2 separate regions of the Homo sapiens genome follow, and region 1 is linked to region 2. A link is a contact called in ENCODE Hi-C or POLR2A ChIA-PET data. All regions are on one chromosome and are shown on one strand. Each heading gives the region's core, a stretch centred on a gene start or an enhancer-like site at or near the end of the contact. The rest is flanking DNA. Distances are from core to core; before and after follow the strand shown.

Region 1 (6,911 bases), core at 1,915-4,414, 250 kb before region 2:
GTTAACTAAATGGACTGAACTCAGGACGCTGAAGTAACTTTTTTGACTTTTGGTTGGAATATGGCTAATCCATGTTTTTTCAGTCAAGGAAACTTATTTTGAACTATTTACAGCCTTTAATAATTGAGTAAAGCATACTCCTATGAACAAAATTTGAAGCATGTTTGTCTCTCTCTGCCTGGTTCCTCTAGAATTTGGAAACTATCTGTGAGTATTCTTATGGCAATATATTTGTTTGCATCAGTGCAATAAGAGTCCATTTTTCTTTTGCAACAGGACACAATTGGAGAAAGTAGTTATTCTACCAAGGCTTTCACTGGAAGGATATGCTTCCCTTTAAGGAGTCAAGCTCAACTTGCAGAGCCAATAAAAGCCCCATAGGGAAACTGGCCTCATTCCCTTGTCTATGCAGTCCCTATAAAGGGTCCCTGACCTGTGGTCACTAAAGAATGTCACTTTCTAACAGGTCCAGGAGCTCCAAGTTTATCTTGGAACCTTAAGAGGAGTGGATCACCCAACTCACGGGTATTTGAGGATGCAAACCTATGGCTCGGCTCAGCTTTAAAAAGGTCTCATCTGTGATTCCTTGTGGAAAACATTTCCAACAAAGCCAATCCAAAAGGCCTATGCAGAAATAGTTATTCTTGCTGCATTTTAAGCAAATAATCAGGCCAAGTATAAGACTAAAGTCTATTTTGCAAACCACTCAGTCCTATCATAATTTTTTTAACAAAAATAAGGACTGGAGAGAGAGAAATTATGTTCTAAAGCTTACCATACATTTGTCATTAAATCCTAAAATCATTAGTTGTTTTTAAGTTTTCACCTACATTTCAGACTAACCCTGCTTGCTCCTCTGAACCAACCAGCAATCCCTGGCTGCAGGTCAGAAAGAACAAGAGGGATGGGTAATGTAGAAATCCGGATCAATATTCTAGTTCTGAGCAATTATCCTGCAAATCCTGCCAGGTGATGGAATAAATAGGGTGCCCATCACCTGGAGGTTTCCTTTTTGGGAAAGTAAAACCAAGGGAACTAAACAAAGCCAAGCATCATCCATCCAAATCCTAGCAAGCATAACTATAGCCGCCGGTTATCTGGGTGTGTCACAAGACATCCTTTTCTCTCCCTTGGAAGAGGACTCAGTTCCACAGTTTCACCGTAGCATTCGGCTTATAACAAGGAGTCCATGCAATACCCCCTAAGACACATTTTTGTCCCAGACTCAATTTCAAGCTTTGGGTCAAAGCCCTGGAAAGAAAACTGGATCTGAGCGATCCAGAGGCAGATGGCAGCAGAGATTAAAAGGCACAGCGTAGGTGAGCGTAGCTGTTTCTTGCCGATTAAGCCAACCCCAAGCTTCCTGTTTCATGGATAAAGGCCACGTTAGTATCCATGGCATAAATGAGGTCCAGGGAACTCCGAGGCTACTGACAGTAGGTGGGATAGGGGCATAGGTGAAAATGGATAATTCCTATTCTCTGGGACCCCCTGCTTCATGGGTGCAAGCCGCTTTGGCATTCATGGTGGTGCCTGCCAAGGTCTCCAGGGCTCGGGGCTGCAAGGATGCGAGATGTAAAGAGGACGCTCTTCCCTCTCTCCCTTACTTGCCCCGGGTATCTGCTAGGAAGAGAAGGGAACCAAGGATGCCTGCTCCCCTCTTTCTAGATGGGTAGCCATTCATCTTCAGTCTGTACCCCTTTCAAATGCATCCTGGATCCTTGGGACTCCCTTAAAAACACGTTCTTTTTCCTTTCTTCTCCTCGGTTCTCCCTTCACTGATAGGTAATTGTGTCTCTCCTTACTACGGGACACTCCCCTCAGATGCATCCTCCAAACTGTTAATTTCCCAAACCTTAAACTGGTTGGCTTAGGATTGGACTCGGGGGAAGGGAACCCAGAAGCCCAACATCGTGGCAAAAGGGTAAAGTGTCTTTACCAGTCAGGCGTTTGGACTTTCCCTCCCTGTGCAAACTGGTAAAAGCTTTTTGAGCTGTCCTTACCCCTCCCCTTGTTTTGTTTTGATACATGTTTTCTAATAAACTGGTTTGTCTGTTCTTGCCTTCAGGCCATCAGACTCCAAACGGTCATGCAACCAGAGCCTCTGACAATGGCCCCTTCTGCCAGGAACCCTTAGATAGGAGCTGATAGCTCCCTCTGAGGGAGCTCTGACTGCCTTTTCCCCAAAACAGAGCCTCCTGTCAGTAGGAAGCAGTTAAGATCGGTCTTTGTCCTTATCCTTAATCTAAGGGCAGTTAGGTGTACTTCTTTAGAGCAGGGAATGAGGCAGCCAGGTGGGAGGGGAATCCCTGGGGAAACTCCAACCAGCCCGCCCTCTAAGGTGGAGGGTAGGGAAGTTTACGCCCTTTGCAGCGGGGAGGCCGTGGCCCCTCCTCTTCCTGTGCAGAACCTGGGATTCAAATGGCCTGGCGGGAAGTGCTCTAGCAGAGGGACTCTGGCCTTGTGAGAGTCCCTGTTTCCCCTTTTTTTTTTCCCCTTTTCACCCAATAAAACCCTGCTTTACTCACCCTTTAAACCATCTGCGAGCCTAAATTTTCATGGCTGTGGGAGAGACAAGAATCCGATCTTTAGCTGAACTAAGGAAAAGTCCTGCAACAAAATCATTCCTTAGTTTCTTCATTGGTGAAATGCGAGTGATAGCCACTTCACTGAGTCGTTCTCAGGATGAAGGGAAATGACAGGCAAAAGCACTTGGCAGAGCACATGACTAGATCATAGGTGTTCCCAAAATGATCGTTTGAATCTGTGGAATCATGCTTTCTTACCTTGTTCTTAAGTGGTGCTTTTCTTCCTGGGCTTATTCACAACACTGCGTAAAATAATTTTAGATATAATGACTAGTTTAGGTAATTAGTATCCTCTTCATTTTATAAATGGAATAATATTCAGACTCAGCGATTAGGGTTGTGTCCGCTTGAGACAATTATGCCAGTCATGTAGTATAATTTGGTTCAAAACATTTTTTCTCTTTTCCTTTTAATATACCTTTGCAGATAATTTGCATGGGACAATTTTCTTCTTACCCAAACAGCTGACTGAATCACACATTCTTGCTGGGATGAATCAGTGAGGACACACTATTATTGTTCTGAGATCTAAGACCTTGGTATAAAAGTTTTAAACGGAAGTGAGCAGTCACCTCTGGGGTAGTCTCCTGGGGGAAGGGCAACTGATTGATCACCCAAGTGACGCTAGTTCCAATTCATCATTGTCCAGGACACAGCCCAAGTCGTACACTTGCAAATGCATTCCTGTCACTCTCCAGGGTTGACTGGGCTCAGGGACTCAGACCAACCAACTTCACAAGAGAGGAAGTTAATAAACCAGCAGGCCAATTGGTTCATTTATCATGAATGATACCAGCATTTCCAGCCCCCACCCCATATGTGAACAATATGGAAAACCAGTTTGTGGGAACATCCGTAAGCCTAGAATCAGAACAAGAGGTATGAGTTGTACAATTCTAATGTTCAATGACACTGAGCTGTTTGGGTTCTGTCCATTTCAATTTGTTCTTTTGTTGCCTTCCAAGGTCCAAGGTAAAATGAAACCCTTTCAGGCATTGTTGTCAATAACAATCTGGCCTGAGTGTACCATGACTGAATGTTTCAGCCACGATTTTAGTGCCTGAAGTGGTCAGACCAGTTAATAATACCTCTCAGAAACACCCAACTTGTTGGCCAGATTCCTTGAATTTAAATTTTTTTAAAACTTTTTTGTTTAATTATAACAAGGGAATTACGTTGATCCAGTTAACACAAACTGTTGCCATGGTTCTTAAGTAGAAACAATCTTAACCCACCCCTGAAGCCAGGTAGGGTGAGGTGCTGTGAGCCCCCCATCTTTCCTCACTTGCCCATACCTGTGCTGTGGCCAAGGGCAGCAGCAAGTGTTGAAAGCGGTGCAGGAGGTGACAAGTGGCACAGACGTGGCCTGAGGGGGAATTGTGAGCACTGTGAGCTGGAGGTCATCTGTCTCCATTGCTTGGGAAGGAAATGAAACGTTGCCAATTGTTCACTTAGTTCATTTTCATTTCTATCCTTCACTTGATATTTCTGCCTTCTAACAAAATTGTCAGTGGGAGTGCCTTAAAATGCCATTTAAAAATAATATGTAAAATCTCCTAGTTTTCCAAAGGCTTCAAGTAAGCAGATTTTTTTTTTTTTTTTTTTTTTTTTTTTTGAGCCAGAGTCTGGCTCTGTCACCCAGGCTGGAGTGCAGCGGTGCGATCTGGGCTCACTGCAAGCTCCGCCTCCCGAGTTCACGCCATTCTCCTGCCTCAGCCTCCGGAGCAGCTGGGACTACAGGCGCCCGCTATCACGCCCGGCTAATTTTTTTGTATTTTTAGTAGAGATGGGGTTTCACCGTGTTAGCCAGGATGGTCTCGAGCTCCTGACCTCGTGATCCGCCCACCTCAGCCTCAGATTTTCTAGGGAAAGCTATGCAGATACAACTGAAATGCTGCCCTAAAAGAAGGAGCCATTAATCCCAATTTAAAACAGATTGGAAATCGCAACATGAGCCAACACCATGATCAGTTTCTCGTAAAAAGCTGGGTTACCTTTTAAATCCCACTTTTGGGAGACTTAAGCTAAAAATGAAGAAGGTTTTGTTTGGTTTTCTACAAAGCTGAACACCAAAGTTGAACGTTAGTCTTCAAATAAAGGTTTGTTCACTGGCTTCACACACTTCAAAGTATTTAATTCAATTATTCCGAGAGGCTACATATGAAATCATATCGCAAAAATGGCACCTAATCCAATAACTAGTAAAATATGAAATTCCTGTTGATATGAAATCAGCAATCCCCATAAGCCAAAAGAAGGACACACCTATCTTCACCTAGTGGAGAATGGTTTGTCTTTTACTAGTTCCCTGCTATTTTTAGCTGAAGTTAATCACAGTAGAAAGAATCTAATGCATCAGCTCACACTAAATGTTATTAATGACTAAGACAGCTTAACCTGTTGACCCACCCAAAGGATTAGTATTTTAACTAGGGACTATGCATTAACATAAAAGAATAAATCTCAGTTAGTAATATTTCAGGCATCTGAGACACAATGAGAAGAGAAATGAGTCAGCTCACAGCACATGGGCAATGTGGCCCAATGGGACAAAGTACAAGCTGTGGCTTTACTCTGATCTGAATGGAGTCCTGTGCCTGGAGCTTTCTAGCTGTCCACACCATTCAGATCTTAAGTAAGTTATTTAACCTATTGAAATGTGGGTAACAATAGCGCCTTCTCTGTAGGACTGTTATGATAAATAAATGAAATAATGTACGCAAAGTGCCTAGGACAGTGCCTGGCTTATAAAAAGACACCGTGACAGGAAAGCCAGTACATGAATGCTTCTCCATCTATCATAAAATCACAAAAAGCTGGTTCCACAATAAACTTCCAAATTTCACTTTCTCCTTACACTTATGGAATATTTCACAAACTTTCCAAGTACACAAATCTACAACCTTGCATTTAAGGGAGAAGTGAAATGTTTTTGTTTCTTTTTAAAATTAAGACACTATGGTATTTTCATTTTAGTTTATTTTTATAGAGATGGACTCTCACCATGTTGCCCAGGCTGGTCTCGAACTCCTGGCCTCAAGGGATCTTTTCTCCTCAGCCTTCCAAAGTGCTGGGATTACAGATGTGAGCCACTGCACCTAGCACGAACTGTTATTTAGAACTATTAAAGGGCTAAATAACCCTATCTACCACCTTATGTATTTATAGAACTTAGTTTGTGTTCATCTAAATATATGTAGAATGAGAGCTAGAACTGTTTTATAGTGAACTCTCAGACTCTCTTCCTCTTTGAAAAATATAATACTCAATAGTCGGAACTTGTTACTCAAAAGCTAGGTCACAGGGAAGATAAAGAAGTAATGCAGATGGGCGCGGTGGCTCACTCCTGTAATCCTAGCACTTTGGGAGGCCAAGGCAGGTGGATCACTTGAGGCCAGGAGTTCGAGACCAGCCTGGCCAACATGGTGAAATTCAGTCTCTACTAAAAATACAAAAATTAGCCAGGCATCGTGGTGGGCGCCTGTAATCCCAGCTACTCAGGAGGCTGAGGCATGAGAATCACTTGAACCCGGGAGGCAGAGGTTGTAGTGAGCTGAGATCGCACCACTGCACTCCAGCCTGCATGACAGAGTGAGACTCTGTTTAAAAAATAAATAAATAAATAAATAAATAAATAAATAAATAAATAAAACTAACGAAATCAGAAAGGGCATCAGGGAAACATCTTTAAAGAGAAGGTGAAAGGGAAGAAGGAAAACAATTTTTGTTAAAAATTATAAATAACTAGGCATAGTTAAATTTATTTTTTTTAAGTGAAATTTGTATTGGTGTTGTCCCAGTGCTGTATATAACAGAATATCTGTAGAAAAGCCCAGCAGAAAGAGGAGAAACCATTACAGGTTAAAAGGTTTCAGAGGTGGGGTGGTGGGATCAAGTTGTGTTAGCCAGCCTTGAAAGAATTTGCAAAATGGCTTTAAACTTGTCTGAGGCCAGTGCTGGGGCAGCCTCTATATCATTGCAGATGTGGAAGTATATAAAAATCTGATAATCCAAGTCATGAGCCTCTTATAATCAGGAGGAAGCTGCAAGGAATTTATGAAAAGGAAATTCCATTTCACCAGGACATGTGACTGTGATCACCATCTGTTTAAACATCTTAATAGTTTGCGGCAAACAACTAAAACCACTTTTTCCCCCCTACAAGTCTATCCAAGCACTTTCTGTGTGTCCAGATGGAATTTAAACCTCCCTTTCCTAATGTTAGACTAAAATCTCATTCTAAACTGGAGTGAATTGGGGCTAACTATAGTGGAAAACATTAAAAATTCATCCTTCAGCTACAAAATTTAATCAAGTGGTAAC
Region 2 (6,022 bases), core at 2,423-4,922:
GGAAATGGTGTCAACCCTGGGCTTGTCCAGTTAACTTGGTGGAAACCAGCAGGGACAAGGCAGTCCCCATCTGCCGGCAGAGCAGGAGCGAGGGTGCTATGGTCACAGGGGTTGCCCCCTTCTCCCCTGCTCTCTTGAGAAGCTTAGCTCTGCCCTCCCAGCTTCTAACACTGGGCTCCCCACAATTTCCTCTTTCATCTCGACTTCAACACTGTTAGAGAAGCTATTTTAGCAGCCAGGTTGCTCTGCCTCAGCCTTGTAGTCAGGGCTTTGGGGGTAGAAGACAGAGGCGCTAGGTGGAGTGTAATATCCCTTAAAAGGAATTTGAGAAAGATAGTCACATGTCCTCTTGCCTTACACGATCATATCCAAGGTTTGACCATACAAATTCCATTTGGAATGTTGGAAAAAAATCTGTTTGGAGATAAAATTGAATTTTCTTTTCTGTGTAGAGATGGTGAACACAGATGTGATTGGTAAGCAGTACAAATGTGGTCATTTTCTGTAAATAAGACCCTAATGGCTGGAGGTTTTCACTTTGTATGAACACCATAGGCGTATGTATTTTACATCTAAGGAAGCAATCTTTTGATTGGATGTTTTTTTCCTTTTTCTTTCTCTCCTATGCAGTACATAGTGGAATGTCATGGGATCACCCTTCTTCCCCAGTTCTTGGGCATGTACCGGCTTAATGTTGATGGAGTTGAAATATATGTGATAGTTACAAGAAATGTATTCAGCCACCGTTTGTCTGTGTATAGGAAATACGACTTAAAGGTGAGACTGATTTTATGAATTTTTGTAAAGTAACTCAAGCTTACTCTTCTACATTGTAAATGTTGTCATTGATCATCAGAAATGCTTAGGAGCCGCTCAGCACTTAAAGCTACCAGACAAGTAGCAGTGTATTCCTTCCTGTGAGGCAATAAGTGCTTGCTGGCCTCACCAAAAAACACTGGCACATGTTAGAGATATCACATCTACTTAAATATTCAGCCAACTGCATACCAGGCACTGTTCTAGATGCTGGAAGTGATGGGATGAACAAACCAAACCTGCACTCGGGGAGCTGACATTCTGGTGGGTAAAGACAGGCAGTAAGTAAAAGTGATAAGTTAGTCATAGAGCATACCCAGAAGTGGTAAGTGCTATAGACAGAATTAAAGAGGGGGAGGGTTTTAAATAGTCCTGTCAGGGAAGGTTCCCCTGAGAAAGATGACATTGGAGCAGACTTGAAGGAGATGAGGAAATGAGCTGAGGAAGAATATTGCTGGCAGAGGGAACTGTAAGTACAGAGACCATTTCAAAGGCTTGGAGATAAAGGGGGGCCCCTGGAAATTCTGAGAGTGGAGTGACATAATCTGGCTTCTGGTATCACCAATTCAGGGGAGAATGTTCAAGTTAGGGGTTGGAAAACTATGACTTTCCTGAATTCCAAATCCTACTTGAGGGACTTTTTTTTCTTTTCTTTTCTTTTTTTTTTGAGAAAGAGTCTTCCTCTGTTGCTCAGTCTGGAGCGCAGTGGCTCAATCTTGGCTCATGGCAACCTCTGCCCCACTGGCTCAAGCAGTCCTCCCACGTAGCTGGGACCACAGGCACGCACCACCATGCTCAGCTAATTTTTTGTATTTTTTGGTGGAGACAGGATTTCACCATGTTGCCCAGGCTGATCTTGAACTCCTGAGCTCAAGCAATCCACCCACCTTGGCCTTCCAAAGTGCTGGGATTATAGGCATGAACCACCGCGGCTGGCTGGGCCAATTTTATAAATACATTTTTATTGGAATACCACGATGCCCCTTGTTTCTGTATTGTCTGTTACTGCTTTTGCACTGTAATGGCAGAGTTTGGTAGTTACCGCAGAGACCATTTGGGACCACAAAGCCTAAAACGTTTACCCACTGACTGTTTGCAGAAAAGTTTGCCAAACTCTGGTCTCTGACATTTGGTTCTCAAGTTTTTTGGTCTCAACGCTTTCACGCTCTTACAAGAGGACACTCGAAAGCTTTTGCAGATGTGAGTTGTGTCTGTGGATATTTACAGTATTAAAAATTAATATAAGAAATATTAGAATATGTAGTTTCTTTAAAAATGAGAAAAACATTACATGTTAACATTTTTATGAAAAATAACTATTTTCCAAAAGCAAAAACATGAATGAGACAAGTAGCATTGTTTTACATTTTTGCAAATCTCCGTAATGTCTTGACTTAATGTGAGATAGTTGGAATGTCCTGTCTGATTCCGCTGTCAGTCTGTGTGGTGTTATGCCGCTGAAGTATGTGAAGAAAATCTGAACTCACACAATAATGAAGTTTGGAAAGTTGTTAAAGCATGTTTTAACAACTTTTTTGGATAATTGTAGATATTCTTCTTTGATACTACACCAAAGCTTGACAAGAGGTAATTTCTCAAAGCTTAGTTACATTATGAAATCTGAAATCATATCAATGAACTTTTTGTACTCTTCATCGAAATCCATTGATTGGTTTGCATGCATTGTTTGAATGTGTGATTTTGCCAAGGCATGCACTTGCCATTTGGAACACATTGGTTCACTGAGTTATTTGACTCTTCCAAATATTGACACATTTCATTATACAGTATCAAAAAGTCATAACAGTGTTACCACCAATGTCATCAGAAAAGTCTTTTACATATTGGGAAGCGGTCAGGCCCAGGATGGTGGATATAAGTTTTTTAAAAATCAGTTTTTTACTTGGAATCTCAAATTTTATCACTGGCCACAAGCCCTGTCAGTTGTTTTCTGTGAAATGACCACATGTAGCAAGCACCCCAGCATACAGGGGAGCCTAGCAGCTTCATTCATTTTGTAGCAAACATCAGTCACATGCCCAGATCTAAATAAACATAGACTGTCAGTTGTTCTTTCAAGTAAAAGTGTTGTTTCATGAAAAAGATGGCCAGTTCAACTCATAACTCAAACCGTCACGAAAACAGTTCTTAAGAAATCATTCCTTCTTTATAAACAGAAGTGCTTTATGTATATTTCCTGCACAGAATATTGAAAAGACGTGTACTCCTGGGTCTAGATTTGATACATTTAATGTTATGCTTTCATGTGTTTACTAGATGCCTACTTGTATGACACACCATCTTAGCCAGAAGTTCAGCAACTCGTACACAGCTCACAAGTCACAAAAACCAGGATGTGTGGCTTCAGAGGTTTCTGAAATGACGCTGGGTTTCTTAGATGGTGCTGGTTTTTTTCATTGTTTTTTTTTTTTAAATCACAAACACTACTAATACCCACTGTTGCCACTGTTTGACTTATGCTAAACTGCTAGCAGTTCTTCCCACCATTGTTTTTGCATTATTTATACAAATATCAAGACGCTGAAAAAGGCAAATAATTTCTCAGTATTATTATAAAAATAGTTTTGGCTTTGTATAGTTTTGGTCTTGGGACCCCAGGGTTCTGAACCATGCTTAGAGAAATGCTAGTCTAAGTGAAGGAAATGGTCTGGGCTTGTCTCCTAACCTCTGAAGTCCCCACACACTGGATCCACTTCCCAAATACACCCTTGTCCTGTCCTGTCTTAAAGTCTTCGCCCAAGCAAGCCATTTTGTGCCCCTGGAATTGCCCCTGGGGAAATCCCAGCCATCCTCCAGGGCCCTTGCCAGCACCAGCTCTTTTCGTGAAGCCTTGGCGGTACTGCTCAGAGCACACAGGACTCTGTCTGACTTCCCCAGGGAAGAAAGCCAGAGTGACCTCTAAAGTCACATGTTGTTCTTTTATGACTTGTTAACCTTGTGTAAGTTGCTGAACCTCTATGACCCTCCGTCTCTTCATCTGTTAAAATAGGGATAATTTTACCTACATTTGCAGGGATGTTTTGAGAATTAAATAAGATACATATGTATTGTGTCCAGCGTGAGGCATGGCATATGGGAGTTAATGAATCTTGGTTGCCTCATTCATTCTCCTGATGTGTAAGTGCCTCAAGGGCAAGTATGTTCTTCTACTTAACTTTTTTTTTTTTAATCCCCCTGCAATGCCTAAGATAGCGCCTCGGACAAGTAGGCATCTGGTAAACATATCTTGGAGTAAATTATACTTAGAGATTGGATATTCTAGTTTTAATTTGCCTTGCTTTTTTCACAGTTTCATCTCCCTTTCTGGCTTGTGGCATAGATAAACTCTGTTCTTGCCAGTGCTCTCAGTTGTGATGGAACCTGTACATCTGGCATTGTTTCATGGCTTAAACTCTTGGCCTTCCTTTTCTATTTTTTTTAATAATTTTTTATTGTGAATTAATTTAAACTTGGATGAGTTTTGTGTTTTGTTGTTCCCAAGCTAATGATCAGCATTTGCATACAGATGAAGCTTCCCTGAGAATCAGAAGCAGGGTGGATTATATTGTAGGAGAGGAAACACACACACAGACACAGACAGACACACACACACACAGACACACACACCCCAAGAACTTGGTTAAGAATTCAAAGTAGAATAGTTTCTTCCTGTTCCCAGCATCATAGGCAGTGCTCAAGTATTACAAATGTCCCATTTTTAAAAAGTATTTGGGAACATTCGTTGTGAAAAATCAGTGTGTAAAGGAAGGTACTTCTGGTCCATATTCAGGAATCCCTAAAGGAAGGAAAGTAGACCATGGCAAGTAACAGTTGCTGGGCATGGCTGTGCAGAGGGGCTCGGACTGTGGTCGTAGAATGGGTTCTCAGGTTTGCCTTCATGAATGGTTCACATTATCTGTCTCCATCTGATGGGTCAGCTTTGGGCTGCTCTGAATCGCCCTGAGAAACATTGAACATTTTCCCTGGGCCAGCAGCAGCGTCCCTCGGATCTTCCAGTCCTGGGGGCACTGAGCACCAGGGGGATGGAAGATCGGCCCTGGGGAGACCCCCCCAGCCTGGTCTTGGCTCCCTTCCCCAATGTGAGGAGTCTCTTCCGTTCAAGTTTCCGCATCTGTGAATTGCAGGAAGCTCAATCCTAGTCAATGCCTGAGCTGCTCGATGAAAGCCAGTAATCAAAAATTTTGATTTCTTTGCAGATGGCCAATCTAAAAGCCACTTTCACTTTTCCCAAGCCAACTGTAAGTTCATTTAATGAATGGCTAACTCAAGTAACCCAGGGCAATAGATGTCTTTTCATCAGGTGGTAAAGAAGCAAGTGGCTTGGCTGACCTCACGATAGTTAGGGGTGTCCAGTGCAGGAGGGGAAGGGAGCCCAGGAAATTGGCCTGTGATTCTTCTCCAGCCATTTATGCAGTAAACACAGGACATCTGCTGTGTATGAGACACCGTGATTGTCATCCATACTTAGGAATTCACCAGACCATTTGTTTCCCAGCTTTTCTTTTGAATTAAAATCTTCCACAAGCCACGGGAAGTTTCTCTGCTTGGACTCTACCCCTAAAGCCTCCCCGTCGGCCTCCGAGGTAGACTCAGGTCATGCTAGACAACCCAGAGCTCTAAGGCAGAGTTTTGAACACCACTGCAGTAAGAGCACAAACTGCTGAGATCAAGGGCCATGTTTTCCTCCACTTTGTACCTCTGCACTCAGCATAGGGCCTGGCACAAAAGAGGTACAAATAACTGTGTGTCTTTGAAGGAATCTCCAAAGTAAATGGGGTCAGAGAGTGGCTGTGGGGGACTGATGTATAGCAAGCAAGGAAAGAGTGTTCATCAGTAACTCTTAAGACGGGAGAAAACAATGAGCATTGCAGAAAAAAGTCAGCAGGTGAGGATGTGCCCACAGAAGGACGTAATGTGGGGAAAGAGGCACTTAACGCTCCTGTGGTCCCACTGCAGCCAGCTAGTGGGACTCTTTAAGATAACAGGACTGACTATTTCTGGCAGTTGATACAAGGAGTAAAGTGTGGGGCTGATCCAGTGTTGAGTAAGTTACTGCTCAAGTAAGTGATGGTCAGGTTTTCTAACTTCCAGCAGGTGGACAAGAACCACAGAAACACAGGTGAGCAAGACAGAGTCAGGGCTAGAGAAGCGGCCAGTGGCCAGGAATACCTGCAGAGAGGGGACA

Evidence for each region. Hi-C counts contacts between places; a loop is a spot of excess contacts on that map. ChIA-PET counts read pairs that join two places held with the same protein, here RNA polymerase II (POLR2A). Pooled maps may share reads with other maps.
Region 1: a loop to region 2 is called in a pooled map, with 2.3 times the contacts of the local background. The contact joins two enhancer-like sites. A Hi-C loop is called at or near these places in 2 of 50 pooled maps. POLR2A ChIA-PET finds 5 or more read pairs at or near these places in 2 of 52 experiments (HEK293 and OCI-LY7).

What each region holds. Positions count from the first base shown.
Region 1 is chr10:22,821,429-22,828,339 of GRCh38, reverse strand. No RefSeq gene overlaps it. Among named protein-coding and RNA genes, the nearest start is that of ARMC3, 100 kb to the left of the region's middle. RefSeq lists an enhancer at 2,693-3,892. Within about 2 kb of position 3,164, at least 4 of the 41 ENCODE cell types and tissues checked have a DNase peak (open chromatin) inside an H3K27ac peak, as active enhancers do.
Region 2 is chr10:22,568,066-22,574,087 of GRCh38, reverse strand. PIP4K2A (phosphatidylinositol-5-phosphate 4-kinase type 2 alpha) reads left to right here. Exons shown (of 10, transcript NM_005028.5): 5 at 631-777. Among named protein-coding and RNA genes, the nearest start is that of LINC03027, 130 kb to the right of the region's middle. Within about 2 kb of position 3,672, at least 2 of the 41 ENCODE cell types and tissues checked have a DNase peak (open chromatin) inside an H3K27ac peak, as active enhancers do.